6 separate regions of the Mus musculus genome follow, and regions 1, 2, 3, 4 and 5 are each linked to region 6. The links are chromatin loops, found by intact Hi-C in ENCODE. Cell type or tissue: left cerebral cortex. All regions are shown on one strand. Links, peaks and the distances in the headings refer to the core of each region. The heading gives the core; the rest is flanking DNA.

What was found. A loop is a pair of places that touch in the nucleus more often than their neighbours do. Peaks named below come from ENCODE experiments on the same cell type or tissue, not always from the same donor. Only the 100,000 strongest peaks of a DNase experiment are listed, where the experiment ranks them.
Region 1: a loop joins it to region 6, with 7 times the contacts of the local background. A loop is called at or near these places in 7 of 42 quality-filtered maps.
Region 2: a loop joins it to region 6, with 7 times the contacts of the local background. A loop is called at or near these places in 6 of 42 quality-filtered maps.
Region 3: a loop joins it to region 6, with 3 times the contacts of the local background. A loop is called at or near these places in 6 of 42 quality-filtered maps.
Region 4: a loop joins it to region 6, with 4 times the contacts of the local background. A loop is called at or near these places in 4 of 42 quality-filtered maps.
Region 5: it touches region 6 in a loop (3-fold over the local background); 3 of 42 quality-filtered maps call a loop at or near these places.

What each region holds. Positions count from the first base shown.
Region 1 is chr12:49,949,288-49,954,644 of GRCm38, reverse strand. No RefSeq gene overlaps it. Among named protein-coding and RNA genes, the nearest start is that of Gm40418, 170 kb to the left of the region's middle. In left cerebral cortex, for the core only: a CTCF peak has its summit at 2,683; DNase peaks (open chromatin) are centred at 1,546, 2,674, 3,412, 4,819 and 2 more places; H3K27ac peaks cover 4,445 bases.
Region 2 is chr12:50,109,414-50,114,770 of GRCm38, reverse strand. It overlaps Gm40419 (a long non-coding RNA gene), which reads left to right. Exons shown (of 3, transcript XR_872736.2): 2 at 2,408-2,490. Among named protein-coding and RNA genes, the nearest start is that of Gm40418, 8.2 kb to the left of the region's middle. In left cerebral cortex, for the core only: a CTCF peak has its summit at 2,903; DNase peaks (open chromatin) are centred at 3,252, 3,346, 3,646, 4,485 and 5 more places; H3K4me3 peaks cover 1,066 bases; H3K27ac peaks cover 3,994 bases.
Region 3 is chr12:49,737,037-49,742,393 of GRCm38, reverse strand. No RefSeq gene overlaps it. Among named protein-coding and RNA genes, the nearest start is that of Gm25015, 160 kb to the right of the region's middle. In left cerebral cortex, for the core only: no CTCF peak of the experiment used is centred there; DNase peaks (open chromatin) are centred at 900, 1,885 and 2,215; H3K4me3 peaks cover 932 bases; H3K27ac peaks cover 1,282 bases.
Region 4 is chr12:50,298,741-50,304,097 of GRCm38, reverse strand. No RefSeq gene overlaps it. Among named protein-coding and RNA genes, the nearest start is that of Gm34523, 79 kb to the right of the region's middle. In left cerebral cortex, for the core only: a CTCF peak has its summit at 2,518 (motif pointing right); a DNase peak (open chromatin) is centred at 2,539.
Region 5 is chr12:50,279,650-50,285,006 of GRCm38, reverse strand. No RefSeq gene overlaps it. Among named protein-coding and RNA genes, the nearest start is that of Gm34523, 60 kb to the right of the region's middle. In left cerebral cortex, for the core only: a CTCF peak has its summit at 3,156 (motif pointing right); a DNase peak (open chromatin) is centred at 3,160.
Region 6 is chr12:49,388,705-49,394,061 of GRCm38, reverse strand. 3110039M20Rik (RIKEN cDNA 3110039M20 gene) reads right to left here and starts at 4,410. Exons shown (of 3, transcript NR_026733.1): 1 at 4,123-4,410; 2 at 3,592-3,659. In left cerebral cortex, for the core only: CTCF peaks have their summits at 2,196 and 2,399; no DNase peak of the experiment used is centred there; H3K4me3 peaks cover 5,000 bases; H3K27ac peaks cover 5,000 bases.

The sequences.
Region 1 (5,357 bases), core at 155-5,154, 560 kb before region 6:
ATCGAAGCTCCCATCTCCCTAGAGAAGATTGGGAGTGGACACAGAAGTCTGGCGTTGGAAAAGTAGAATGTTTGTGCTTTTCTTTCTAGAAGCCTGCATTAAACGTTCAGTAAAGGATGGGGTTGCTTTACAAGAGTCCCATCTTGTTTTTCTTGTATCAACAGGCACATTCTATAAAAATATATAGACAAACCACCCCTGCAGTTACTGTACTCTTGGGCCCCAAGGAAGGTGAGCTGTGATCTACAAAGTGACCATGTTGAGAATTCAGCAGATACAGTACTCTCTGGATGGCTAGAGAGCTTACCTTGGACTTTGATTCAAGGGGAAATCTCTTCAGAGATTGTTTCATTCCAGCAATGTCTAGCCAAGGTGGAACTATCTTGGGGTGTGACAAGTGCTTTTGAAATAATAATAGCAGAAATAATCCTGTATTCCAAATGCCCGGCTTTCCTGGAAGGAAACCTTCATTCCACTGCTCCTGTATTTCAGGGAGGGAAGAGTCACAGAAAACATGGGGAAGCCTCTAACCTTAGCTTGACACCAGAACCTATATATGTAGCATCCACACATCCATATTTAAGGATATCACGGTAAATAAACAATTGTTGACAGTGAAGCCTGTGCCTCTTTTTTTCTACACTATAGGCAGCAATTTGGCCGAGACTGTATCGTTCTGTGTGGTACTATCACACACTACCTTTTTCTCACTTGAATTGTACTTTTGGCTGTCATTTGCGCTTTTGAATAAAGGTTTACATTAGTAGAGAATAACATAATAGCATGTCTCCTTTTCCTGAGTTGATATACAAATTAAAAAAAAAAAAAAAGAGGGTAAGGCCAAAACTCCTTTTGTCCTTGGAAAAATATGCCATCTGCATTTAGCTTATGATATTCAGCTGGGAACAAACTCCTAGCATAAGGATGTCGCTAATACAACCCTCAAGTTAAACTGTAAATTCAGAGCATTTAAAATGCCTTATAATAGTCAAAGCCAGTAAAATCGACCCTGTATATTTTTATTTCATCTCTGTTGGATCATATGATATTTAATAATTGGTTCTGGCACCTCGTTGCAAATTATTATAACTTTGAGATACAACAGTCCTATTGAGCATATGGGTAGCACAGGCTCCGAACATATATATGATACCGCCTCTCTAGAGGACCTTCTGTCTTGTTTTCCTTAGCTTGGAAGGGTCAGGTAAATTCTGTTGTGTCGTCATGTGTTAAGATTCTTCAGTCTCTGTTTTGCAGGGTAAATGCTTAATGCAACTGATTACTCCCACCCCCACCCTCAAATAACCGTGAAAACTTTCCTTGCAAAGCCAAAAGAGACATCCATGCATCTGGGGTGCAGTTCGATTGAGCTGTTACAAAGCGCTTCCAGTATCAGTGCATACGAATTCGTTAGTGCAAAAAAGGTTTTATTCCTTGATGCCATATTGTGTTCCAGTTTAAATACAAACTTCAAGACTTTCAGGAGTCAAGAGACCTTCCTTTGCTATTAGTAGCATATGATAGTTCTTCCTTCATCCTGGAGAGGATGGGAAGCCGATGGTAAAATACGACTGACTCCAAGAAACATTTCTTAGAGTGAAACATTCCCCTTTCAGCATTTTTTTTTTACAGCTCTACTCGATATAACACCCTGCGACAGAATTGGGAAGATCATCTCCAGCTCATATCCCATCAGGACTGTTTTCAGTATCCCCAATGCTTTGCCTTTATATCTAGCCCACGAGCCTTGACTTGCTCTTGCATTATTTCACGTTAATTGCTTTAATGTTTATTGCTACATTCAATCATAACATAATATGTGCACAGAGGTAACAATTACACAGTAAATTGTCCTTCCAAAGAGATGTCAAGATGGACATTGGTGGGTGGGGTGGGCAGAGGGTGATGATTTATAACTTATGTTGACATTTTGGGACAAAGCTGGTTCAATTTCTCTTGATTTCATTATAATACCTAATAATAATTTCTCTTTGTCTGTCATATAATTTGTCGTTATGATAACGGCTCAGCTAAAAAGTTCATGAGGCTGGGGGTCAATGGTTAAAGACAATTTTGAGCTTTATGTTTCTCCATTGCTACAGCAATACTGTATCATTCAAAATGGCATGTTGGTGGAAAGGAAACACTGCTATGCAAGTCTATAATTCTCACCCACTGTGAAACTAAATATCTCATTTAAAAACAGTTTTATACAAAGGCACTTGGCCTCTATATTTGTATACATGTATATTTTATCTAGATAACTATAAAGAAAGTATTTTGAAGCTGGACATGTTGGTACATGCCTGTGATTTTTGAATTAGAGATGCTGAGGCAGGAGGATCTTAAATTCTAAGCCAGCCTGGATGACATAGACTCTGAATCAAGAAAAGAAATATCAGTGTGACACTCTGTAGGGTAGTTTCCCGTTGTTATGATTACAAAATCCATCTCCCAGTGAACCATCCTACCCTGGGAGCTGCCCTTGAGCAGCTCCTTCACAGTTCACTTGTCAGTCGCACCGTGCTAATATTAAGAACTCTGCTAACCCTGACAAGCAGCAAGGCAACTCACCACTGACCCTGGCTGGGAATCAGGAAGCTGCAGTTCTATTCATGCCACAGAGCTGAAAGTATCTTTTGCTACTGGGGACTTGCCTTGCATCACGGATTGCTTGCTTGGCAGCATATGAGCCAGTAGGTGGAGTGCTTGCTAACAATAATTGAATACACAACTTTAACTTCAAATAAGTAGAAGCCACTTTTCCTGTTATAAATTGCTAAAATTATGCGTATGCTGATTTCTTTCTTCAGTTATAATTATTTGGAGGGAAAAAATTCACCAGAGCAGGGTTGAGATGAATGCAGGACTGTGGTTACATAGTAGAACTTAGAGGCAAACTGTGCCCAAGCTCATTGTATGGTGTAAGCATTATGTAAAAAGACGGTGTCTCAATCACTCAAGTGTGTTTGATTCAGTAAATAGATCTAAATATCTCTTGAAAAATTTTTTAGTATTCATGGTGTTCAAAGGACACACTACTATTGACATACTGTACAGGGAAAAGCTTAGATAGAATTAATTACACGTGTTAATAATCATAGTAAATTCAACACCTTTGGGAAGAAAAGTTGCAAGAGATGCTTCCAAAATAAAGTGTAACTTTCCTCTGAGAGTGCTTGTTTTCTTCCAAAAGAAGGCTTTCAAATGTATTTTAAAGCTACAGCTAGAGACTTGCTAACTGCATCACTCTAAATCTATCTATATCACACCTAAAGATGTTAAAGCAACATTTAGAACTCCAAGGAGAAAACAAGCAACAGAATTTAGAAAGCAGGAACCACATGGAAACAAGAAAAGTCTTCAGTCATTTTTTAAGAATGTGAGTTACATGATGTGGAAGATGAATATTTGAGAGTTTTAAAAAAGAACCTCATTCCTTATCGGGAACACTCGCATGCCACAATCCGTGGCTTGGGAAACCTGTAGTCTGCAGGGCTAGGAAAAAAATCATTTCATTTAAAGAGGCAACTGTACGATCTTCAAGGCGAACACTGCTGAACACTGAGCATTTCCCCTTTAACTTTTTCATCTCAAAATGATAAATTTTGCTAGAAATAAGATTTTAAGGCAAGATATCATGTTATATAGCCCAGCCTGGCTTTGACCTGTTATTCTGTCTTAACACTCCCCACCCCAGGCTATGATTGTCAACATTTGCCACCACAGTCATCATTCAAAGTAATTTCTATGAGGACTCAGTTGTCCCTTCAAGTGTCCCAGCATGTTCTCAACGCCCACTAAATTCTGGATAGATTTACATTTCAAATATGTAGCTTTTCCCCTTTAGGTAGACAGTGGAAGAATCAGAGTGCCTTGTTAAACAAAATGAAGCAGCCACAATTAATAACAAGTAAACTCCACCACATTCAACAGCTTTATTCCAAACAAATGATGACTACACACTCCACCGTTCAAGGGTGACCAAGGGCAAAATAGAACCTCCCTGAGGTCACAGAAAAAGAGAAAGAATATTCACTGAGAAATTAAAACTGAGAATTCTATCTCTTCCAAACTTGTGAAGACTAAATATTGTTCATTTTCATAAAAATTATGGAATTTGGCCCGTAAATAAAATGACAAATTATGAACAGAACTCATTTAAATAACTTGGCCATGAAAAAGAACTTTGGGGAATTTATTTATTCCAAAATTATTTTGAAATTGGGAAAATAATGAGTCCTGGTATATCCCAACTTCATAAATAAATAAATAAATTTGTCTGAGTGTAGATAGCTTGTGAAACAAGCCAAAGCATTGAAAAACAAAGACTCTCTGTATCTAATCTTTATCTTCCATTGTGTTTTTAGATTCTGCAAATAGCATTATGAGACTAATTGGTATATTTATTTCTTTTATTTGAAAAATCAGTTCACTCGCTTGCTTGTCAGTGGCCTTTCAGTCTTCCGTGCTCCATGTCTTTGATATGGTACTTTTCCTTAGATGTCATTCTCAACCCATGTTCATCCCTTGATGGTTAGGCAGCAATAGACTTTACTGAGAAATAGAAACCTGTCAGTGATTGATCTCCTCAAGACCATATTCTCCCTTAACAGAAGCTATGAAGAGGCCCTGTCCAGTGTTGCACTGTTGGTGTTGACTTGTAGAGTGAAATGTTCTGCACACAAGCACAGCAAAATATTTTGGTAAAACGTAATTATCAGAAATTGTGACACTGGACCATTAATTCCCTGTATATTAGAGTGACACTTGACTTGACTCGCCCATTCTCATTCCAGACCCATCTGAAATAGGCAATTCAACTTAATGATGTCACAATATTTGCCAGGCTATAGGTACTGAAGAGAAGACACTGGGCTGTTCTTGCTGTTTGAGATTCCTTTCCTCTCTATACACAACCAGCCCATCTGTCTCACTCATACGGGAAACTTATCTTTGAAACATCACTCTATTATTATCACGGTTGTTCTTTAAAATTTGCTTCTTAACTTTAGATTGTGTTTTGGAAACCAGGTTTTCAAAGCTCCCAGATCTTGTTGGCCAATTTAAAATGTTGATAGTAATATACCCTGGAAGAAGCTCATATCAATAAAGAACTCAAAAGCACTATATTCCCATTCAGTTACTGGAGGATAACCTCTCTGTGAAATACAGATTGCCTACTTTTTAAAAGAAAAAAATCACAACAAAGAATTCCACCCCTCCCAACCTCTAATATTTTTCAAAGTGTGAATTGAAGAGGACTTAGAGACAGATGGGTCTGGATGATCAAGTTACCTGTTATAGCAGCACATCTGCCGGGGCAGTCAATCACTGTGATGGCTCTGACAGGTCGA
Region 2 (5,357 bases), core at 119-5,118, 720 kb before region 6:
ACTTTGTATAGAATATCAAAAGTCAGTTAGGCAGAGATAGGCACCATCTGTGACCAATGGGCAGAGGGTACTCAAAAGGCAGTCTTGGGAATCATTTACAAATCTAGAAAGAACACCATAGTCTGCAGCATTTTTATCACACATACATTCCTGAAGTTGTCCAGAGGGACACCACTTTGTGATTTGAGGACATAGATTTTAAAGTCATTATATATTGATATCAAGACATTAATAAGTCCTTCCTATAGAAGAGCTGGCACTGCACTGTATAAAACAGTACCATAAATTAATGCATTTCCATCTGCTTCTCCAGATATGAGTGTTTCTTTACTCGTCAACTCATTAATCCCTTATTTAATACCACTTAAGCCAAAACCTAATTATGAGAGTCCAAAACCACAGCACAATATTATGAAGGCATTATATATTTATATATATATATATATATGTGTATATATATATATGTATATATATATATATATATATATATATATATATATATATAACTTAATATTCCAGTGGTAGCCTTGAAGGTTTAAATGGATTAGAATCACTATTTGAGTATTGTTGATAAATTATGAAAAGCATTTCTACATTCAAAACATAATGACACATTATTTTCATAGTACTTTGTGATCTTGCAACTACAGGTACTATTATCTATTTCAGTAGCTACAGATATAGTCAACTCAATTCAATTAGTCTTGAGTAAGTAGAGTTAATTTGTTGAGATTTCAGGTTAGCATAATTTCTTGCCAGTTAGAGAGAGAGACTTGTTAAAGATGTGTAATAAGACATATCTTATTTAACACATATTGTACTAGCTTGGTTTCAGAGCATAAGCGTTAGTAATTGATTTTACCTTGGCAACACACACACACACACACACACACACACACACACACACACACACACACACCACACCCTGTGGTTAGTTTACTCCTTGCTACTTTAACAATCAGTTACTGCTTTGGTGAAAGCCTAAAGCTTAATCCATTAAGAGCCATTCAGGACAAAACAAACAAACAAAGCTTTAACCACTTCAGTGACAACAGCCCAGAACCAACAACCAGCCTTCTAAGAAAATCCTAGCAATTTTAGGATCAATAGCCTCACACTGGATGCTACTAAGTGTCAGAAATGTGTGCTGCTAGAGCTTCAGAGAGTATAGCTAAATACAAACACATCAGGGAAAGATAATTTGATACATTTCACTTTGGAAATACCCATGCAGTCCAGAGAGTTGACAAATTCTATCAATAGGCATGAAAAAAAAATAATTCAAGCTTCACCTTGTCCTGAAATTTTCACCTCTATCCCTGAGAGTTGAGCTGTTAAAATAGCTTTTATTCTCTCCACATCCCAGCACCTCCCGCCTCCCCACATTCGGAAATATAAATATAGTTCTTTGAAAACAAATCTCATATCTTTAATGTATTTAGAAGAGCTTTAAAGTCCACTTAATTCAGGGCTACAGTTTGAACAAGAAGAGCAATGAGTACATTTATATTCAAAAGCAGTAAAAACAAACATTTTTCCACATAAGATTAAAAGCCTGTTCATTTCCTTTTATTCCAATGTATATTATCTTTTGTGAAAAGCTCCATTAGCTGTTTTTTTTTTACACATGCTAGACTCTTAAATAACAAACCAACACTATAGAATATGTCTCAGAGAGAAGCCTCACTATCATTCTGTGGACTAAGAAAAATATCTGCTTTAAAAAAAAAAAAACCAAAAAAAAACCAAAAACGTTTTTGCCATGTCCTTTTTAGTTTTTGAAAACAATTTAAAAATACTCAATCCCTTATGGTTCTTAAGAGCTCTTTACATTTGTACTTAATTAAAAACTCGGTAATGAAATAGGAGTACTGTTTATTATTTATCTAAAACTGTCAGTTGGTTAGATTTTTGTCCTCAAATTATCTGGAAGCATTAAATTATATGCTTTCCTAGGTAGTCAACAGACATGACTGGGATTGCCTTTAGGTGGTTTCCAGGCCAATTTGTTTACTGACTATTGCCTACTTATTTACATTTTTTATGTAATTTTTTTAAAGTCCTCTTAGTAAGGAACACTTCATATAAGAAGTTTGCAAAGCAATATCTTTAGTTTTCAAAAAAATCAGATAAAATGCAGGGTAATCTTTTTTTAACGAACTGTTAATAAAAATATTGCCCATTAATATTTTACAGATTAAAGAAATAAATCACCCTGCAACATATCATTAAAATGCACCGTTTTCCGGCGTGTCAGAAGTGCTGTTCAATTTTGTCTGGATTCATTAAAGCTCTCAGAGCATGAGTGTGTTGCCAACCGGAATGTGGGTGGCTGTAATGGCAGCCTGTAGGTTTGTATGGAAAACAAGCATGGTACTGTGAAAAAAATCCTTCTCTCACCCTACAGATACCTGTGCCGAGAGCTTGGAAGGCATTTCTATAGGCTCATTACGAGTGACTGTTAAAGTCCCCATTCACTGAGAAGCAAAGGTAAGTTTGAAAAAAAATGTATTGAGGAAACCGGAAAGGGGGTGGGGAGTGGGGTGGAATCACCTAAGATTGAAGCAGCCTAACCAAGTGACAGACACGTAGACAACTCCGATGCTGCCAGAACAACACTCTGCACAGCCCACCAGCAAGCAATTTGTCATAGCGACAAGAATATCCTCAGCAATTTGGCATCAGGGTCCTTGGACAGCCAACTGCGACTATACAGCACGAGTCGTGCTATTCCGCAACGTGAAGATAGAAACCAAGGTTCTCGTTATTATGTCCAAATGTGTTATTTTATGAAAAACATATCTTTTGTCATGATCAACATAGAGATAAAACCGTAGCAATTGATAATAGCTGGGGGCAAATAAAAAGAAATTGAGAAAAATACATCCTGGTATGTTTTTTGAGATGCCCCTAGTGTTGAGACTTCAGGATGTTTGCTTGATGTGTTCGGTCTTTATGGCAGGCTCCCACAGAGCTTCCAAGAAGTAATGAATCCATAGGTACAAGAATGAATTGGGAATGTTTGGCGAGGTAAATAACTTGCTTTTAGAAGTCTGTAGTCTTTTCTTGTTTTAGACTTTAGATCCTTGTATATGTGGTGGTGACTAACATGTTAGTTTAGTGCAAATCCTTTCTGATTGGTATGGTTTGAAATTAGGCAAAGAATTCAAGGTAAGTTGAGTTATAAAAGTGCAAAGGAAAGACTCTGTGCTCTTTATGTTCCTATCCTGGTAATCTATTGTAAAAGTGCAGTAAAGGAGAGAAGCCAGGAGCATAGGATAAAGGTACCAGATAAATAAGCACGGAGCATTCCCTTGCCAATTACTTGGCATCTTGCTTAGTAATTAATGCCACCGTAATGAAATAAAGTGGTAGGCACAAAGATTGGGCCTTTTGTGAACTCTATACAGAACCAAACACTCATAAAAATCTTGCTCAAAGCTAGCTTAGCTTGATTTTCTTCACAATCAAAACTCGCTAGAGAAAAAATTAGTATAAACCCAAAATGTGTGTGTATGTTTGTATGTGTATGTGTGTGTGTGTGTGTGTGTGTGTGTGTGTGTGTGTGTGTATGTGTGTGTGTTTTGAATGTATTATTTAAGGGTGACATCAGACAATTGTAGTATTGCTGCCTCCATCATATGGACAAGAACGTCCTTCATTCCCCAGACATTATGGAATCATGAACCCACTCTGCCAGAAGCAAATAACGTTATTTATTATTTGTTCTATGAAACACTTTCGGTAACCAATGCGTAAGTGGTTATAAGTGCCTTACAATGGATTTCCAAGATCTTATTCCTTCTTGTGCCCTATGAAACTTTTAGGAAATGATAAAAGCAGTCAAGGCTTAAATAACAATGAGGCTAATAGTACTAATGGATATTTTAAAATAAAAATATATAATTTAGTCATTTTTATATTTAAGATTTGTGCAAGACTAGAAAATATTCAACTAACATTATAATAATTTATAAACAATGAATTTATTAGATCTAACGCATTTATTACAATTCACTAAAACCACAACAGTAAGTTTTCCAATCTAGGTACAATAACTGAATAGTAGTCATGGTTTGGCGTTAGGGAATTAGAGAATGAGACATTTAATTACACTACTATGGAAATGATGTTGAGAACAGTGTGTGTTGACAGCATGTCTATAGAGATGATTAAAGAAAGGCTGAAGATTTATAATCTTGGAGGATATAGTCAAAGAAAGGGGAGGACTGAGAAGTGTGTGAGGAGCGTGCGTTTCAGGCTTAGCAACATAAAATATAGAGGAGACCGTAAAGAAACTAACTCTATTTTTTTCTCAGCTTTGCTTGAGAGTGGGGGGTGTTTTCCTTGTAAGTCCCATTAACATCAATGGGACTCATGCAGCTAAAACCTTGTGTAACTCTTAGACAATTTACTTCCTAGTGTCAAGAAAAGAGTACTACCTACTAAGAGCAATTTACTCATCTTGGTCTGTGCCTCCCATACAAAGATGGATTTGATAGCACCTAGCAGGAAAGAAACCAGCAACTGCATTTAAGATTTTGTTAGTGTAAAAGAAGTCATCGTTGCAAAATGTTGCCTCACCTTGTTTAGCAACAACAATAAACAGAGAAAAGCAATTCAACAAAAGAATATGGAGAGAAGTACGGGCTTGATTACAGGAAAAATGGTGATTGCTACTATCAGGGATTTTTTTTTTTCATTTTAAAATTTCAAGCTCTGAACACAATCACAGGATAATGGGAGTACAGGGAAATTTTTAAGACATATTGGAGCCACAGATTGAAGCTCCTGATTGCTTGCTTTCTTACACCCTTCATGTCATGCTATGTAAATACAGCAATGGTAGCCTTACAAAGTCTTTAATAGCACAACTTTCAAGGGGAGTGCTACTGTACATTTCTAGCTATAGTTAGAAAGATAAGTACATTGGCAGATTTCGGCTCCTATATCAGGAGTAACTGTATCAATTCACTAGAGTCTGTATATGTTTGAGTTATAGAGTGGGCATGTGAAGAATGGTATGCTCACTAAAAAGTCTTAGATCACGAAATGCACACAGGTCTTCATTTTTATTACAAGCTTTTGAATTATCAATGCTATAGAGCTTTGCTGATATAATTTTTAAAAATTTTAAGCCCTGTAATAATCATAGGTAGGCTGCAGATGGGGCACCTGTATTTTCTGTCTACATTCCATGATTTGGTTGTGATTTTGTCTGTTGGAGGGTGTAGAAGTGAGATCCCATATGACTGCTTTTTAGTGCATGGCTAGAGCAGATAACTCACAAACAACTGCCTATTCTCTTAGATGGATCAACAATGTCTTACAGTTTTAATAGGTATGCTTCATGCTTT
Region 3 (5,357 bases), core at 290-5,289, 350 kb before region 6:
TATTATTTTTAAATATAATTCTAATTTATAATACTCTTCATCTATTACTTGGGATCTTTATATAATACTTGGGACACCATATCTTTTTTGTTGTTTCTTTGTTTGTTTGTTTTTTGTTTTTTGAGACAGGGTTTCTCTGTATAGCCCTGGCTGTCCTGGAACTCACTATGTAGACCAGGCTGGCCTGGAACTTAGAAATCCACCTGCCTCTGCCTCCCGAGTGCTGCGATTAAAGGCATGTGCCACCACGCCCGGCAGGATACCATATTTTATTACACTTGGTTGGTAATTAATTTTAAAGAATTAAAAATGATTTACTTGGAGGAAATGACATTTTTTGTTATTTGAGTTCTTAGTATATTTTTCATTAATTCAAGTTATATACTAATTCAAAATATATGTTTGGAAATATCATCATTTGTCCTTTCTCTCCAACTTGTAAACATGAGATCTTTCTTAGAGTTCAAGTCTAGAATCCAGTATTAAAGGGTAGCAGTCCCATCCTTTCTATTCTTGCCAAGCTTATAGAATGTTCTCTCCATTCCCCCCTACCTTACCTACATCTCCTGTTGTTATCCACTTAACCTGAGTCCAGTCCTGCCATGATCTTAGTCCATTCTTGCTCCAAGCTTTCAACTTTCTGTGACTTTTCATTGGATTTCTTGAGGCAGAAAATTTGTATTGCTCAACCCTATCTGAATTGTGTAGATTTCCCTCTACATCTTGACCCCTTTCTTTATGAAAGCAAGAACCTTCTTCCTCTGCTGTCACAATGAAACCCAAACAAGGGTTAAATCCTGACCCTGCTTAGAGTTGAAAACTTTTCTCACTCTGAGAGAGCCTTGAAGGTACAAGAAAAAAAATCTGATAGACCATCTCTTTCCCCAGTCATGTGCAGGGATAGATTGAAGCTAAACATGGCTCAGATCAATGGAAAGTTCAGACTACTGAAAGCTACTCTTAGACTCTGAGAAACTGGGGAACTTGCTGTTAGGTGGAAAATCTATGTATTTAAAAAGACTATTGTTGAGAAAAAATATAATGATACTCAAGCACTCTGCTGTAACCTTCAGTTAGGGTAAGGTTATGAAAGTACTTCAATTGTGATGAGTTACTTCCTGTAGCAGTGGAAATTTATGAGCAGAAACGTGGCTTAGCCTGCCTTATTTTTTTATAGAAATATAGATGTGGTGCTTAAATACTTGTATATTTGTATACAAATTGTGTCACTGTATTCTTGTTTAGTTGCCTATATTTCAGAATCTAGTTAAATATGGATATTGATTTGAAATCAAAATTTTATTTACAACATTTAAAGTGACCTACAACTCAACTGCTAAGATTTCCCAAAATGTTCTTCCACATATTGTTATAAAAATAAAAATATGTCCAAGTTGTCATGGTTCACATGTACACAGTAATGCTTAATACTGAAATCTGTGACTAGAAATAGTATCTTAAACTACTGGATGTTTAATCCTCTGTCCTTTTTCGTTTGATTTTTTTAGATAAATTTTATACCTGATATAATGAGGTTGTAATATAATTGTTCATAAAATATTTACCTTTCCAGGAAAGTACCTAACTCTTTTTAAAAAATATCATCTGAAACAGTGTTAAACTATGCATTCTTTTTCTTGAAAGAGAAAAGAAAAGAAAATACCCAATTTCCAAAGTATTGGCTGCTGCCCCTAGGAAAGGGTCTGTAGCAGCAGGGTTTCTGAGTCCTTTGCTGCAATCTAAAATACAGCAGATTGGGCCCAGATTCCCACTTAAATGTCTTGGGTTAGAAAACTCGGGAGGTGAATCTTCCGTGAGGACACAGTATCCTAAACTCTGCTGCTTCACTGGCAGGAGATGGAGCCTGGCAGCGGAACGGGAGCCTGGGAGAAAATGGGTTTGAAAAATGTCTTGAACACGGCCGGGCATATATTATGAACAAAGATTAAGTACCACATACTTGCAATCTTCTCTTTCCAAAGAATGTGATATGAAACTTCTGATCTTAAAATAAAAGAAAAAAAAGTCTGCTTTAAATTTTTGTTTTTTAAAATTTTTTTCACTCCTTAACCGATACACGTTCAAATAATGCTGCCGCTCTGCTCGCAACACAGCCTGCTCATTTTCTGAGCTGGCAAACTGTAGCCTTGGCTCAGGGCTCCCTATCTTTGACCAGCCCCCACAGAGCCCAGAATCTTGCAAAATAATCTCTGACTAACTAATTACCAAGGAAATACCATTTTGAGTTTTTGTACCAATCAGGCAACAATCTGGTAGTGACTCTTCAGGCTTTGACATATAGAAACACTTAGCTGTGATTGCCTATGATGTCATGCGGGTGAGTGCGGCTGGGTTGTGCTCATCAGCCTGTTTACTTCAGGAGCTGATAAAGAAGAAAATCACTTCACTCTGTGATGATGAGTTTCCCTGTTTGACCTTTCCCAGCACCTGCAGGGAACGGATCATGCAGTGATCACACATGCCCCTTCACATGTGTACTGTCCCCCTAACACAGGCAGACCACGGCGTGTGAACCAAGTATTTAAAGACAAATGTAGCTACTGAGAAGTGTATATTTAAACCATAACACCTGTTTATTTTTCTAGCCTAAGATATCCGTGATTTTACAGCAATGGAGTTGCTTCAGCTTTTTCCAACTGAACTTAACCTTTCTGGATTTATTCTTAACACTGAGGCAACGATCTAAATTTTAGAAAAATTAGATCCAAATAACTGATGGCATTGTTTACCTTATCCTGGGGGAAAGAACCTAACGAAAAGCAAGAAGGGCTATTTTTATTAGGAGATTTATTTTTGTAATAAATCCATCAAATAGATTTATCTTACAGAGCACATCTACTGAAAAATTTCTCTTATTAAGTGTAGAAAACCTGCACCTCATCAAATCACTTCTGCCAGTTTCCCATACATACAGTAAATGATTTCAAAATTAACTGACTAGAACTCTTTGTTAAAATTTGTCATTTATCTATTAAAATTCTGTAACTTTTGTCAGACAATGTACTTAGCTCTGTAATAAGAGTCCCTGAAGATATGTGTGTGATTTGTCAAAAGAGAGACAAAAAGTGTAGAAAACTCTAAAATGTCAGTAATCAGGAGATTTAACAGACTTCAGTAAATTTACATAGAATGAATAGAAATCTTTGATATTAATAAACTTAGCTGGGGGATGGGGGGACAAAGAATGGTAATTTGAATATAATTTCCACTGTCACTTATTCCAAAATTAAAAATTATTATGGATAAATGTGCAAAAGATTTTTAATAACGTAAATGTAACTGTTGATCACTACCTCAGAACTTAAAACTGTGACTTGTTTTCTTAAGGAGACCAGTTAAGATTATGATTCTTTTGTATTTCTGTTCACATAAGGACTAATGTAAACTTAGTTATAGAGTACACGAGTGTCAGACAAAAGTGTGTTTCCCCCTTTTAGTGGCCTCTAGCAGAACAGGGGTGGGTTATCCCATAGACAGATGAACACTTCCTGACATCAGAGGCTGATCAATAACTAGATCATGTATAATTGCAACAACCTCAACAAAACAGAGTCCTAGAGTAATATGGATATGCAGTTTACTTTTACAAAAGGCAGGTGCCATAAGATTAATCCAACTGGAGAATCTTCTGGAGAAGATAAGTTAACTACGTTGTAAAGGTCAGATTGATGGACATATTAAGCAACACTATGAACATCAATAGGCAAGATTGGGCCAATTGTGAAGGAAGGGGCCAATAGTTTGGCTTTGCTGAATCAAACAAAACAAAACAAAACAAACAGACAAACAAAAACAAACAAACAAAAAAAACATGTTGTGTTTGTTTCCTAAAATTTGCATAGTAAATGTCACCATGTATTTTCTGTAGGCTACAAGTTTAAGGTCACAGAGAAGTTTTTTGTTGTTTGCTGAGGCCTCTTTCAAAGACTTTCTGATGGCTAACTCCTCATGGTGCCCTCATGTAGGCTCTGCCTGTGCACAAACGTCCAAGTATTTCTAACTTTCCTTATGTAAGGACATTAGTCTGATTACATCCAAGCTCCCTTCGATGGAATTACTTTAACTTGATCACAGTCAGAGTTCCTAGACAGAGAGTTAACATACAAGTTGAGAGGAAAGCAGTTCAGCCGAAGCATTGTATTAGTGATCAGAGGTGAGATTCCTGGCTTTTACAGTGCAGGGTCAAGAACACTCTACCTATACATGCCAGGGAAAGGGAGACACACTCCAAATTACTATGACCTTTACATGACTGGATCTTTTTCTTCCACTACTTGGAGGAGAGTACTGTAGATATTAAAAAGAGACGGAAGCTGTCTTTACATCTTTGTAGCTTTTATTGGAAGACCGCTTCTCTCTAACTACCAAGTCTCTGATTTTCCACATCTTTCTTTTCCTGTTGTCTTCTTCTCAAGATGCTTTGCCTTTTTGTTCCTAAGCAGACTGTGAAGCTACAATAGTGCTATGGAGGGCTCTAGAAGATGGCCTTTGCATTGCACCAATATCACATGAGAAAAACACATTAGTTAATTAACAGGGTATGTTACTATTTTCCTAGAAACTGAATGTTTGATTGAGAGTATTTCAGAACAGAAAAAAGAAAAGAATAAATAGTATCTACATGACATTTTAGCATTCAAAACTTTAATAGTATCAATGCCTTTATAAGCCGTATATAGGACTCAAATTGCCCAATATGAAGGCTTGCAATTATAAGACTGATTTGTTGTTTGGAAAATCGTGAATAGGTGGATGTTAGAGATAACAACAAAAGCTGCATATAATTTACTTAATGGTCCCACATGAACTCTGTCTTATAGAAAATAGTGTCTCCATTTTGAAGATAAAGAAAATGAGACACAGAGAAGTTAATTGACTATGCAAGATATGAAATGTTAGAGCTAATAACTATAGCCGGTCTGGCTCCAGACTCTCAGAGTGTACCCAGTATTTCCTACATCTGTAAGAAGACTTCCGTTCCAGTGACCAGGATTTATGACAAACAGCCAGTGTGAATTTATAAAAAGGTCTGCCCTACCATTAACAAGGAAGAGATGCTTTGTTGTTGCTGCTGCTGTTTTGTTTTGAGAAAGGAACACATTCTTGCTGAAGGGCTGGGACCATATGGTAAGGAAATACATGTCTTGGTACTGAAGGCTTCCTGTTTGCGGCTGTTTATGAGTGCACTCCTTGGAAATTTGCCAGAGCCTCTTACGTATCATTTTATTTGTCCTAATATACTGTGAGTTCTTATAAAGCAACAAACACACAAAATATGTCTGCCCAGATATTTTAAGTACAGGATTTTAGAATTGTAACTGTCATTTTCATAATAG
Region 4 (5,357 bases), core at 106-5,105, 910 kb before region 6:
CAAATTATGTGGATTCCATTCTCTGGTTTCTCAAATAGGGAAGGAACAGCAAAAGAATGAACAGAGGTGGGACCAATTTCATTACATCTGCCTCTTAAGGAGACATTGTATGCTGACTGAACATTCTTGAGGAAGGGTAAAACTTCTGTCACAGAGCTTCCTTGTGGACTTTTCTAATCAGTCTTTTTTTTTTTTTTATTGCTTGTACAGGCAGAGAGAGGATGTGCTCCCATGTTGTGAACTCCAGCCTGTGAGTACCTGCCTCTTCTTGGTTTCTTTTCTGATGCCCTCAATAGAATCGTGAAAATTTGAGTAAAAACACACAGCTGATTAAACTCAATGAGGTCAAGAAACTTTGTCTGGTTTGCTAATGGCCTAGAAAACTGCTTGGCACAGAATAGACCTCATTAGCTATTTATTGAATGAATTATTTTGCTTGCATCTTTTATGATCACTTTTAATCATAAGATTATGGTGATTATGAAGATAAAAATATTTATCTCATGCCAACATAGAAAGTATAAATAATTTCCCACCAAAATATAACTCTACCAATCATATCCATTTTTATTATAAATACTAGACTGTTGTTACTGATCTAGATAAATAGATATGGATATAGATATAGATATAATTAATAAATGAGAAGGCTCATGATGGTAACCTTAAAATGGGGAAAGATATGCACTACTTAGAAATCTAATTTACTCTTGTAGGCAGCAGATAGTACTCCAGAGAGAGAAAGGGGCAAAGAGCATGTAGAGTTCTGCAGCATGGAAATATGGCTTGTTCTGGCATCTAGAAATTTCATTATGCCTTGAACATTGAGAAATGAAGGTAGAGAAGACAAACTAGATGTTGTAACATCTATCTCAAGGATGTTGTAACATCTATTTCAAGACAGTTAAGCATTCATAGGAGGGAGGAAAATATTAGTTATTTTCCCATGGCTGTGATAAAATACAATGACCAAGACAATGTATAGAAGAGTTTATTTGTGCCTATGATTCCAGAGGGTTAGAGTTCATGATGGCAGACCAAAGGCATGGAGGCAGAATCAGGAAGTTTACATCTGGAAACACAAGGACAAAGCAAGAGAAAGAACTATAAATGGTGCAAGTCCTTAAGTTCTCAGTGCCCACCTTTGATAGCACACTTCCTTCAACATGGCCACACCTCCTAAGCCATCTCAACCAGTGCCACCAACTGGAAACTGAGCATCCAATGGGGGATTTATCTTTTAATCAACCACAGAGGAAAAGAAAAATAAATTGATTCTGCCTCTCTTTCCCTAAATATAAACATATGTATATATTTTACATCCCCAAATGGAGGGTAAATTAAGAATTTCCATTGTTACTATAAAGCTATATTCTCTAATTAATTTGAAACTGTATTCCTTGACATTTTTCAATAATGGCCCTATGGTCTGAGTGCAGCTCTCCAAAGGCACAGTATGGAAACTCAGTCCCCAGGCTGACTATGTGGAAGGTGATGGAAATTTAAGAAGTGAGGTGCAGTGAGAAAACCTGGGGTCAAATGCCTGTGTGTCTAGGAAATGACGATGTAATTTCAGCTTCTCTTTGGCTTGCTGTTTTGCAATATCCTCATGCCTGTGCTTCTACGATGATGTGACACAGCCAAGAGTCCCAGATGAGCTTAGATGCCTGCTCATCCTTTTGACTAGCTAAAGATATGGAATAAATAAACTTGTCTTCTGTAAGTTCATTCTCATTTAGGTATTTTTGATCTTTAACATACAATGGAATAATTACAATAAAATATCTAAGTAGTACTATGTGTCTGTCATGTTACAGGTACTCTTCCTTTGGCTTTGTATAAGGGCTTAAAATTCAGGATAACCTGTTGTCTCTATGAGATGAGGGCTATCATCTGCAATTTACAGATAAAGAAAAAGCCTAAAGGGCCAGAGTTACTTCGCTCAGCTACGGAATGATAAAAGATTAAAAAAAAAAAAAAAAGCTGAGAGTAGTCGTTTTCTGCAACCTCTTAAATAAATTAGGCTGGGGAAAAAAACAAGAAAAAAAAGCATCAAAGCTGATCATGAGTGGCAAGAACTATTCTGATAAGCTTGCTTTGGCGAGAGGCAACAACTTGTGCCTGTCTTAGCTATCACAGGGAAAATGAATTTAGCCCTTATTAAAAAAACAAGTCATTTTGTGTTGGAATTCTTATCATTATGAATGTAAAAAAATAACTTGCTTTTATAACATGGAGAATTTAGTAGCACTTTTTTTTTTTTTTAAGTTAAGGAAATCATAGAAACTAAAAACTGAAAGGACCTAAGAGAGGTCACAAGCCAGTGTGACAAAACTCTGCTTGGGTCTGTATTTTTATGTTACAGATAAAGTTATATTTCATATTGTCTTACTGGACTGCTTAAAAGTTACAGATCATGTGGTCATTTGAAAATAGTCTACACGACAAGTGAAATTAGAAAAGATAAGAAGTTATAGGAATCAAATAGCTTCTAATGTTTAAGTCCTTGATTTCCTGACTCCAGCAGATGGCAGCCTAACAAAATAATTTGTGTGTCCTACATTAACACTTCAGGACCCTCTGCAAGGCCACACAGAGTAAAACCAGGATTTCTGAGCTGGAAACTCCAGTCATGAGGAGTGCCTTGCAGAGATGCAGATGGCAGGGACCAGACTCACTCTTCTCTAATCACATAACTTTTATTGGAAGGGGGGGGGCACTGAAATTTTTTTTTTGTTTTTGTTTTTTTTATTTTTTATTTTTTGCCCTTCATTCATTAAATACCCAACTTGCTGGAATCAGCACAATGAGACTCTTAAGTCTCCATGGGAATAAAGTAATAAAATATGAGTAAATTGAAAGGCATGAAAATGAACCAACTCAAATATTTTCATGTCAAGAGAAAGGACTTTAAGAGAAACAATACTCTGAATCAAATGCCTCCGTTGTCAGAGCCGATACATCATTGGGATATTTTTAACAATCGAAGTAAACACTCTCCGCATTAAGTTTGTGTTGAAGCTCGTTGCCATAGTGTGTTTGAATGGTTTCAACTGGGAAATTGGTATGTGAATGCTCTCTTCCCCCTTGCTCTCATGACTTAACTGTTATTTTTAAGGTTAAACACAGGACATTATGTCAAGGGCATAAATAAATTACACAGTTGAGTATATTACTACCATGAAAGAAGCCAGGGTTTCTGCTTTTTAAATTTATTTTCTCCTTTTGTCTCCTTAATATCAGTTATTGAACTTACAAACCAAAAACTTATTTACAATTTGCCTAGTTTTCTTTACCTTGGATAGAGTAAACTAATCCTAGTTTCTTTTTTCTATGTTTTCTCGTTTGCCTCCATCTCCAAAGAAATGGTCCTTATGTTTTATAGAGTTGTTATTTCATAATCTTTTAAAGGAACTGCACTAAACAGATCAAACTTTGGTATAAGAACTTCTTAGGCTCATGGCTCTTCTCTTTGCTGAGATGGAAGCTACAGGCATGAGGAGTGCCTTTCAGGGCACCCAAACCCAGACAGTAGCTGCAGATAGCAGGCATCTAGAGTGAGATACTGAGTCCAGCTGCTTCCAGCAGAGGAGAGAGATGATGTGACCAAGTCATGAAGAGCAGTAGACACACAAAAGAAGTGCAGAGTCCTATTTTTTTTTTCCTGTGACTCCTAGGTTCATCTCTCTTTAACTCCTAGGTCGACCTCTTTAGAACTAATTCTTCTGGACTTCATGAAAAACAGTTATATAAATACCTTCAATTGTTTTAAGACCTGAACTGAGAGTAGAGAAAGACCAAGCAGTCCAATTAGTTGTATTAGGAATAGAAAGCATGGGCAACAGCAGAAATTAGAATGGCGTTCTGAGGAGATAGGATAGAGAAGGAAGTGACAGGACTCTTTGAAAGCCCTGGGGAAGCAGCAGTCAGTGCTTGGAACTTGGCATACACAGGAAGGAAGCAAAGCTCAAGGAATTAGAGCACAACTCTATGAAGAGTAGATTTTTGAGTAATGATGGCTAACATTACAACTTAAAGAGTGTTGTGAGCATTCTGAGTTAATTAGTATAATTGCTACCTTCTTGTTGCTACTGTGTATACATGTAAAAGATGAGAAATTGCAGTATAAACAGCTACATCTCAAAAAAAATATTCAGGTGAACTGGGCATCTCTGCCACCTCTTGAATATTTTTTTTTGAGGGGGGAACCTAGCTACTAGACTTTGTCTGTGAGAAATCCATACTTGTTTCTCTCACCTGTCTTATGTAAAGATGGCTTTTATAGATAATATAAAGTCAAAAGACATAGCCCTTGTTTTCTTTTACGTGTATTTACTGATTTTCATTTTTTGTTTCCTTTGTGACAGCCTTCATGTGAGCTTGGGTATGAGCTCTCTTGGGTGTCTGTGAGAGATGCTTATGCTCATAACAGGGTTGAGGATGTCAGAGGATAACTTGTAGAAGTTGATTTTCCTCTTCCACTATATGGGCTCTGCGGATTTTAGACTTGGAGCAGATGTCTTTGTTCACTGAGCTATCTTATTAGATGGATACATTTTCTTTTTGTCATTGAGAAACACTGGCACTCTCCGGATTGAGGACAATGTGCCAATCAGCTCCATCTTTTCACCTCTGGTTTCAGCTGTTCATCTCTCAGAGCGCCTTTCAGACCTTCAGTGTGAGTCTCAGGAAGACATCCTCTCTTCCACTGAGCATACCCAAAGTGCGAGTACTTTGGTTGAAGGTGAGAAAAATAACAAGTAGAGACTGTCTCAGGTAGAACTTTTTGTAGTCACCGTAAGGGAGCGATCAGACAAGGAATTCATCAAGGTGTGCTCAAGCCAGTGGTGAAAGCCTCCTATTCACAGGGATACCTCTCCTGAGGAAAGGAGACTGGTCCTATTAGTTTGTCTTATCCCGTTCTCCTATTTTGGGCTGTGATGTAAAGCAAGACTCTTGTCTAGGACTCATTGGCCAAATTCCAAGTTGTTCCTTCTTTGTTTTCTCCCCTCCAATATACTCCTCTCTCAAGATGCTGTTTCAAAGCCATCTTCCTTACCTTTCCTCCCTTCTTGGCATTCTGTGATGGAAAGAGTTCCTGGGCCATCTCTTAGCTGCTCTCTTTTCACACTCTCTTTCCATAAGCCCAATTTGTTTTCCCACTTTATACTAAAGAACTCCAAGGAGGGAAGCTAATAAAAACCCATTAAAGCCGAAGTTGAGTAACTGCAGTCATTAGCTTCTCTGAAGTTTTTTCCTCCTTCTGTGTATTATCACTGTGGAAGGCTAGGCTGATGTTTAGCAAAGAGCACCTGTCAAAACAAAAGAAGAGTTTCACACCTCACAATTTTAAGCCC
Region 5 (5,357 bases), core at 119-5,118, 890 kb before region 6:
TATAATAAACAAAAGCAAGCTGCTCTGCAAGAGGAACAAGTGCTCTTAATTGGTGCCATCTTCCCAGGCCTTACATATAAATTTTGTGAATCTTGTGGGTGATGCGTCCTGTATGATGATGCAAGCCTAACATTCACAAGATTTTGGGTTTGATTACCAATGCCATAAAAAATTAGATGTAAAAGTAACTTTTATTGACATGATGTAATTGCCATCTTGGAGACTTACTGCTGAGTAAACTTACCCTTTCTAGCTTTTTCTGAACTCTGTATGCCTGGTTCAATTCAGCTGTTCTGGTCCAAACTCCTCTCTAAGCTGATTGATTCAAACTGACTTCTCTTGGTTTCTGATTGAATTGCTCTGCTTGGCTTCAAACTAACTCTGGCAATCTGTTTTAATCTTCTGGCTCCTTCTCATTTTGCTGACTTTTTCTGTCTTTATCTGTGACCTGTCTCTGTAAAACTCACAGTAATCTCTCTCTCTCTCTCTCTCTCTCTCTCTCTCTCTCTCTCTCTCTCTCTCTCTCTCTCTCTCCCTCTCTCTCTCTCTCTCTCTGCACAAAATGAATTCAACTCAGTTCCACTGTCAACACTCTCAACTGACTGAACTGCACTGCACTGAACAAAAACCAACTGTTAGGGATTTGTACTAAGGGCTTGTCTGGATTCCAGCAGGATCATATAGCTCGATATGGTTTTTGGATGTGATCCCTTGCCAGAGCAGCCATGTTGCTGGATTAAAATTCCTCTACAAATAGATAAGTTTTAATTTTAACAGTTGGGCAACAGAGGCCACGAGATCAGGAGTTTTGGCTACAAAGTGAATTTACGTCTAGCTTGAGATGTAAGACCCCATCTTAAGTAAAATCAAAGGGTTGTTTTGTTTTGTTTTGTTTTTTAAAAAGAGCTTGTTAATTTCCTTAAAACTCTGATGTTACTATTTAGGAAAAAGTATTTTTAATACTTTTCTTTATTAGCTAATGGCTGAGTTCAGAGAGATAGCTTGCTTGGCCATTCAAAGCATTAGCTGCATTTGCAGAGGACCCAGGTTGGATTGCCATGAGGCAGCACCCAGCTACCTATACCTTCAATTTCAGGGGATTCAATGCCAACTTCTGTACTGTGCTGGCACTTAAAGTACATTTGGAACTACATACACCTAGGCAGTCATGCATGAGTATGTGGTATGCATGAATGCACATGTGTATACACACACACACCACACACCACACACACACACACACACACACACACACACACACACACAGAGAGAGAGAGAGAGAGAGAGAGAGAGAGAGAGAGAGAGAGATTAATATTCTACTCTTAAAAAAGTAACACAGGAAAAGCAATCCAAACTCAGTCATATTGGTTACTATTTTCTTTGGCTAATTTCAACATTCTGTGTCTATTATTTTATGAAGAAGTCTTGTCACTTGTGTCTCCTGACTAAATCTTGGAAAAAATAGTTTTCAAAATTCAACCTGTGTTTTGAAACTATAGTCATATACTTTAAACTTCAAACAAAAAAGAAGTTTTAGTTTTACATTTTAAGAAGTAGATATCAAGGCCGGGCATGGTGGCACACGCCTTTAATCCCAGCATTTGGGAGGCAGAGGCAGGCGGATTTCTGAGTTCAAGCCTGGTCTACAAAGTGAGTTCCAGGACAGGCAGACCTATACAGAAAAATCCTGTCTCGTAAAACCAAAAAAAAAAAAAAAAGCAAACAAACAAAAAAACTAAGTGAGGTAACCCAATCACAAAAGAAGTCACTTGATATGCACTCATTGATAAGTGGATATTAGCCCAGAAACCTAGAATACCCAAGATACAACTTCCATAACACAAAAAAATCAAGAAGGAAGACCAAATCATGGATACTTCATTCCTCCCTAGAATAGGGAATAAAATATCCATGGAAGGAGTTGCAAAGACAAAGTCCGGAGCTAAGAGGAAAGGATGGACCATCCAGAGACTACCCCACCTGGGGATCCATCCCATAATCAGCTACCAAATGCAGACACTATTGCATACGCCAGCAAGATTTTGCTGAAAGGACCCTGATATAGCTGTCTCCTGTGAGGCTTTGCCAGTGCCTGGCAAATACAGAAGTGGATGCTCACAGTCATCTATATGATGGAACAGAGGGCCCCCAATGTAGGAGCTAGAGAAAGTACCCAAGCACTGAAGGGTTTTGCAACCTTATAGGTGGAACAACAATATGAACTAACCAGTACCCCCAGAGCTTGTGTCTCTAGCTGCATATGTAGCAGAAGATGGCCTAGTCGGCCATCATTGGGAAGAGAGGCTGCTTGGTCTTGCAAACTTTATATGCCTCAGTACAGGGGAATGGCAGGGCCAAGAAGTGGGAGTGAGTAGGTAGAGGAGCAGGGCTGGAGGGGGGGGTATAGGGGACTTTTGGGATAGCATTTGAAATGTATATGAAGAAAATATCTAATAAAAAAATTAAAAATAAAAGAGATAGATATCAGATTTCTTTGACTGTCTTTGTCACCATCTGACTTCTGAATGCATATTTGTTTAAATCCTTTGACAAAGTTTTATGTTAGCTACTGGGTCTCTCTCTCTCTCTCTCTCTCTCTCTCTCTCACACACACACACACACACACACACACACACACACAGTCAATCTTTGAATTTCAGGCAAATCCTTTAACTGTTTTCTTTTAAAGTGTACATTAGAACAGTTACTTCCATGAACTCCAAAGTTATGACAGAAATTATATAATCTAAACTGTGAAGGAATGATTACTGCAAACTCCTTGTATCTGATGTCTTTAACTATCATTTTGAGAAATATAGCTCTGTAGCCAAGGAAGTTCTCAAGAAAAGTCTGAAAACCATATCCTTCGATATCTCTGGCTGACAGTCATCTGTACCAAAGCAGAGAAAGAGCAGAGTACAAGAAGAACTCTGTGGCTTTTCTTTCCTTGGTCAGCAAAAGAAAGGATGATGCCACCAGTTTCTGTGCCTAAGTTTTAAGATGACATACACCTTATTAAAAACAAAATAAGTTAAATTTACCAGACAAGATAAAGTCTACCTTTTCCCTTGCTGAAATTGATGTAGTATGGATATATAAAATTATCCCTAAAAAAATAAGACCACAATAAATAGAGAAAAGGCAGCTGCATTCTTGGATATTGTCACAAGAGGGCATTTATGGATTAACTCATTGCATTTTTTTCTGTATTTGAGAACACTAGAAAACATTTCTAACATGTACAGTCTAAGAATAATTAAGAAAAATTATCAGAGGGATGTCTCTAAATTTTATAACAGAATTTGTACCATTTCTGCTTTAGGAAATTGGCTTAGTTTTCAGAAATTTCTGTCAAACGAAGAGTTGTACATATTTATAGATTTTAGATGTCAGCAGCTCAATATCCCCAAATATTGAGACCCTAAAAATAGCATTATCTAAATCATGCACCCACAATTTGTTTCTTGTGTTTGCTTATATTCTATTATACAACAGATATATAAAAGAAGTCATATTACAACTAGTAAAAGGTTATTGCATATTAAAACACAGTTCTATCTTTGTGTGGAAAAACAAGGTAATTAATATTCCTAAGTATTTTGAAAGCAGGTGCCATTTAGACAACACAAGCACAAACATCATAACAAATAATGAAAGGCTCGGTCATATTAGGAAGGAGGTAAAGTAAACTGGTAGAGAGAAAGTAATTTGGCACACAAGGAGGAAAATAGAAACCATTACTTAACAGTTTTACTTGAAGCAGGTAACCCTGAATTTCCTAATAGATTCATCTTCACTATGCCAGCTCTCAAGTGGCCTTGGGCCTGCGGTAGATAGTCAGGGAGCATTGTAGATGAATATAGAAAAGCGTCTCATATCAAGGGTAAATTTAGAGATGTCAGGACAAGAGAGAATTTTCAGAGATTGTTAATTACGTAACTTTCTTGTTGCAGTGATTTCTGTTAAATTTTCAGATTCCACGGGTAACTTTGTCCAGTCACTTGAGATTTTCAAGTAATGGCAAAGCTGGTACAAGGTGAGCAAAGCATCAGGAGAGTCAAGGTGGCACTGTTTCCGTGTTTATCTGCAAGAACAAAGCAGGTGAAGATATAGGCAGCTATCCTAAGGACTCCTGGAATCCATCCAGGTTAACAGAATGAGACCCTACACATAAGGAAGGAGCCCCATACCATTTACCCAACTTATCTAATAGTGTGCAAAGTTCTCTTCTTAATGGATCAAACAAGCAGAAACCAGCTATCAGAATGTTTAGTAAACATTAGATAATCATTTTATATAATTTCAGTCAAATGTACAGAAAGGAAGCATTTTAGATAACCTGCCATCTTATTAGGGAAAAGCACACAATTTCCTTTAGGCATTTCAATATAATCAAAACATCCTTCAGATTTGTTCTCATACTTACGTGGCAGCCTCAGCTTTCACAAGCCATTGCTATCATGCAATACCATAGAAGACAGTGAGAGAAGATGAGCCATCAAAACTGTTGAGTTTAAAAGTCCTGGATCCAGAGCTCAACTCCAATACATACTAAAAGAAAAAAAAAAAAGGTTTTCTTATCTATAAAATTAAAATGACGTTATTTGCATCAGTGAACTATTCTAGGTAGCAAATTTTAGCATGTATAATTTCCCTGATGAATAAAAGGTAGTCCACAAACTTCGGAGTTTATATTTAAAGGACCATAGACTTTAACATCCTCGTTGGAAATGTTAAGACTGTGGTAGCTACAGAGATGATCACAAAGTACAATACACGCCTTTTGCATTTTCATACATACTTGCAATCAGTTTGAACATGAGGACACTTCTGACTAATTAGAGGTGGTTGGAGTGATAGATGTCATTTTCAGGCCCAGACAATTAAAAGCTACAAGCTATCCTCATCAGTACCACCTCCTACCACGCTGCTCTTGAAACCTGGTACTGAGACAGTGGCACCTCATTATAACAAGGCCTTTCTCAGCTGAACTGTCTCAGCACACCATAATGCACTGGAATCAGAGCAGACCAGTATTTGATCCATGTGAAACCTAAAGTACAGGGAGTGATCACTGATCAGTAGGGGTTAAATTATTACTGCAGCATAATGCAGTTTAGCTAACTAAGGTCATGATTTTTACCCCGCCCCCCAAAACCGTATTTCATGAATAGGAAAACTAGACTCTAGAGAAGTAAGTTAATGTAAAAAGAAAGACTAGAATGCAAACAATGAAAAGAAAATGGTAGTATAGGCTCTTCCCCAAGATTTATCTCATGTAAATTACAGGCTATGCTCTTAATACCCTCTCTATAAATATGCCAGATATATATTCCAAACATATTTTTAAAAAATTT
Region 6 (5,357 bases), core at 299-5,298:
TTGTGAAGCTAACCCAGACAAACCAATGGAAAACAATGTCTTATTTGTGAGTTTCACTCTATTTAAACCTAAGCTCACCAAATCATGTTTCCTATGTTATTGAAACACATCAATACTATGTGTGAAGAAAAGAATGGAGGCTCTCAAGCAGCATGAGGCTTTAAGCAGAAGCGGGTTCCTAATTACTAAAAAAGCTAGGATGAATAAACAATTTCGTAAACTGGTCACACTCTCAGACTCCACTATGAGGTGTACTTAGAATGGATGGGTTTTCGCTTCCTACAGTAAGCTCCTGCATTAAAAGCAATGTGGGACAATAATAAAGAGGGAGACACTGAAATATGGGAAGAAAATAGCTGAAACCTCTGCATAAATGAACACAAATCAATGTAGTAATACATAACACTATTGATGCAGAAATGATCGATTTTAGTCTTCCAACCTGCAATCGGAGTTTGCCATGTTTAATTAACATTTTTTCCCAGAATAGAAATAGATAAATAAAAAACAAAACAAAACAAAAAACGAGCAATACCTACTGACAATTCTATTCGATTTTACTTAATTTTTCCCAGAATATTTTTGATAAGGTTGGCCAAGTACTCTTTTTTTTCTCCTAAGAAAACATTGCCAGCTTTTAAAATCACATTATTAATTATAGAAATTATTGAAGTATTAAATAATAAAATTACCACCTTATTCTTGCTCTGAATTTTTCAACACTCATCCCAGTCTCTAATTATTCATTCAGCACATTTTAATAGAGCAAACACAATAGTTCTTCCTATTATCAAAGTTTCCTCAGATACTGGAATTCTATTAGGTTCAAAGATTCTTTGGCTACCTGTAATATAGCGACGGAGAAAGGTGTTGATCCCCCAATAGGCATGAACACGCTCTCTCCTGAGACTACATAAGCTTTATGAAAGAAAAAAAGAGGAAAATCTGCACTACTTCAAGGCTATTTTGTACCATAAGTGCAAAACGAACATATATCAGACTCAACAAAATAGCTATACTTTAGATTTCTAGAATGTACCTCTAAAACAATGTTGAAAGTTTCCATATAGCTAATTATTCGTTTGTGAGAAATTCTTAGCAGGCAGAGGTGTGTATTTGGCTTCTGAATACTAATGGGAATTCTGTTCATATTTTTTCATCTATGAGCCTTATTCACAAGTTTGAAAAAGAATTTCCAACTTATAATGCTCAACTTAGAAATAACATCATTGCACATCAGCCGTGAATTGATTATTTTTATAATACTGCACAATCAAGGATTTTTCTTGACTCCTGCCATACCCGTCTAGAGCCAAGAATTCAGGGGCAACCAGACCCAAAGGAAAAATATCATCAGTTATTGTTTAGGGCTAATTTAACAGATAATTTAACTTCAAACAACAATGATTAGGTCATTAAATTTCAGAGTCATGAGAAAATGAAAGAACCAACCGAGAGACAATTCGCTCTAACCCCATTACAGTTTTCAGTCTTCCTATTCAATCAAATTAAAACAAACAAACAAACAGTATCTGCCTAAGCAGGAAGATACCTTTGCTCCTTAAAGCACACAAAGAGGGAAGCAATAACAGGAAATGAGGAGGAGGAACGAAAACGAAGGTGTCTATTTCAACCCGGGATTCTATAAATATAGGAGAATTCAACTTTAGCCGGAAAATGAATATCCAAACGTGTAGTTATTGAACATGCTCTTTAGTAGCCACCCGAAGTTTGCAAATTTCGCCAAGAGCTATATGCTCTTTCCTCCTGTGAGGGCTTTTCCGCAATGTCAAAGACTCTGAAATGCTCTAGGCCACAAACCCGGAAAAGATGTAGGCCATTCCATCTCTCCTTACAGACTTACATGCAGAATTCTGAGTTATTTGTTATTATCTTAAGTATCTTCTCAGATCACGGTCTCGGGATTTCCGCCTATTTTAAGTTTTGCTAAAGGGCCAGGATGCAGCAGCGATGTGGAAGCTTAACAACTATGCTTGACTGTTATAAGAGGGAGGTGCAGGTGGAAGCATCCCGCTGCATTTCTCATCTCTTCCCTTCAATTCTTCCAAAAGGAAGATGATTCCTAGCGATTCTCCGCGCTTCCGCGGTAATCTGCTTCCCAGCCCGCTTTTGTCTCCCTAACTCCATGCTGCTCCTAGCGTTCAGGAAATTTCCTACCCGAATAACAGAGGCGAGGGCAATAAACCAGAAGGAGATAGACTATTGAAAAATCAGTTTTACCAACTACCGGGTGAGTGCTGAGATCTGAAACTGCACCCCATAAACAAAGACTAACTAACAGCTTCTTAGAAGTAGGGAAAGGATCTTAGACGGCTAAGAAGGAAGGGTAAGGTAGGGGAGCCTGCGTCCGCAGCTCTGGGAAACCAGTTCCCCAAGCGGCGGCGGTGTCCTGGGCTAGAGCGCCCTCGCGTTGCTGCTCGCCAGCAGCGCGGCTCATTGGGCAGGGAGGCCCGCAAGTGCTATCTGAACGCGGGCCCAGAACAGGCCTTGCAGCCGAGCAGCCCCAGCTAGCTCTACTGCCTGGTCCATGTTCTAATAGCATGTTCTGTTGTTAGTCCCTAACCCGAGACCTCAACTCCGGACCGAGTCCTGCCGCTCTACTTGGAGTCCAGCCCAGCGCCCTCGACAAAGCCAGTCCGAGTCCATAGTCCCAGGGCAGGCCATCCCGACACCGCAGCCCGGCCTCTCTCCGGAGCTTCGGGAGGAGTCAGCCAGAGTCTGGCGCGCTCGCAGCCACCGTGGGACAGCCAGACTCTGGAGCATACAACGCTGGCTCCTAAGTGTGCATTAAAAATCAATTATTTTCCTGAGATTTCCAAAGCCGGGAACTGAGCTATTCCCAACAGGGACAAAGTCAAGCCCAGAACGGTGCTCATTTCCCTCGATTTTTTTTTCCTCCTCTGTGAGACCAAGAAGTCTCCTTCTCTCAAGTGGCTCTGAACTCGACCTGCACCAGATCCGCTTAGTCCTGTAGAGACCATAGCTTGTCGCAGCCAAAGGAACTGAGGAAAGAGGGCCCGCACTGGGTGAGGCTGGCAATGCCAGTGTGAAAGTAGAAAAGAAAGCATGAGAGAGAGAGAGAGGGAGAGAGAGAGAGAGAGAGAGAGAGAGAGAGAGAGAGAGAGAGAGAGAGAGAGAGAGAGAGATTGGTTCTTAATGATATTAAAAAAAAGTCTTTATGCCAACGATCCCAGGTTTGAACATTAAATTTCCTTGTTCTCTGAAGCAGCCATGAAATTCAGAAATTTCTCCATTAAACGAAATACCTTACACTTCTGTACATACTAGAGTATCCCATTGCCTTCTCCATATAAATTTATCTTCTTTTTTTCCTTCTTTGAAATATCTAAATCCTCTTTACCTAGGCAGCCACCATGATTTCTGCCCACGTGGACAAATCACGCATTCATCCACCTATGGCTGTGAGAATCTACTCGCTTGGAACAATTTCCAAGTGGGAAAAAAGAACACTTAAGCCTCCAAGAGTCTAGATTTAAGGGTACATCCACAGTAGCCTGTGGGACACGCTAACCACCCACCACCACGTGCGGCAGGGAGACTTTCACTTACCGATCTCCTGGTGAGAGTGTTCACAGTTCTCAAGTCCTCAGCAGCCTTCCGATAACATCGAGCAGAACCTTGGATTGGGGGGTGGGGTGGGGGCACCAAATCGGGAGGGAGGGAGGAAGACAAAACATAACACTACGTCATATATTCCGCAGCCCAGCGCCCCTGGGCCTACATTTCCTGGACAAAGTCTTCAAGAACTGAGTGGGGGAAAGGGCCAATTTAGGAGCTGGAAACTAAAAGATAGCTTGGTTTTAACTATTGGAGCTTAGGGGAGGAGTTCCTGGAGGAATGGTAAAGCAGGGCAATTGGGGTGAGAGAAAAGAGGGAAATTGGAAGCAAAAGAAAAATCGAAAATGGATTTTCCAGCTATCTGGAAGATCGCTAACACCCTTTAACTCTTACAGTAGGAAGAACTCAGTCATATTGTTGCTAAAGAGAATTTAGATGACCACTACTCTTTTTGTAACTTCAGGATCCGGCCTTGAGTAGAAGTATAATGAGGGGAAATTTTAAAACTCAATGTTTACCTACCCTGCTTCTTAGAAGGGCTGTGCAGATTTTCCTCTGGAGATTTCCGTCTGTCTGGGAGAAGCTGGAGTATGGCTGGGGACAGGGTTATCTGCTGAAGTAGGAATGTACAGGAACCCCGCCCCTCTAGACACAGTTACACAACCTCAGCAACCCATCTCAGCCAGCACTGAAACCTGCAATGATCTTCACCGTCACCGTTTGTTAACCTAATTCTCCAACAGGCTTTTAGCCTTAAAAAGAACCAACTATATTAGCTACTCACAAAATTAATTTATCAAAATTAAAATTATTTCAATGCATGCAAAATCCTCAATGACAAAGTAGAAAATACATGTTGTAAAAATCAAAATTTTATATAGACTTCTAATATATTTTATGTGCCCATCTCTTTGGGGTGAAATATGTACCAACTTGAATACATATTATAATCAATACACTTCAGGACAGATTTTTTTTCCTTTCTGCTCTTGCTATGATTCCAGCCATAGAAGACACGGGAAGACTACCTTCACTATCATCAGGACACTTGTACAGAACAGTTTTAGACTAACTTGATTTCCAGTATTGCAATTACAGAAAAAAATATTTGGAAGAAATTCCCTGTCTGTTGCATTTTAAATCATTTCCTTGTGTTTATGTACTAACAGTTTCATTAACTTCCAATTATGTCAATTGAAATACTAAATCTGTAATATTACAATTTGGAGTTTTAATTTTTAAATCGTGATCATTTTCAAAAAGGTCAGTCTTTACTTCATTTTAAGCAATATAAGTCTACGCAAAAATAATCTCCAAAGAGTTTTAGAAGTGTTTGTCTGCACTGAACTTACTGCAATCAGCAAAAAGTTGGTGACAATACACAGTAAAACACTGTAACAGGTCTGAAGCAAAATTAAATGTATCAATACTATAGCAAATTGTCATTTTTAAAAGAGGATATCCTGAGGGAGGGTCAATCATATAAAAATTAATGAAATAAAATATGTTCATAGACTGGGCTTCAAAAAGGCCTCTACCAAATTATATATATATATATATATATATACACTCATTCTTGCTTATGTCTAGGAAGCCTAATAAACAAACTTCCAATCACATCGTCTATATTAGTAAATTAGACATGGGCTAAAGCACACTTGTACTCCAATATCTAGTTCCATAAATACAAAAAGTCAACTTCATTATGGACTTGAAAGTACAAAAAATATTGCCATTGAAATTATATTTCTCTATAT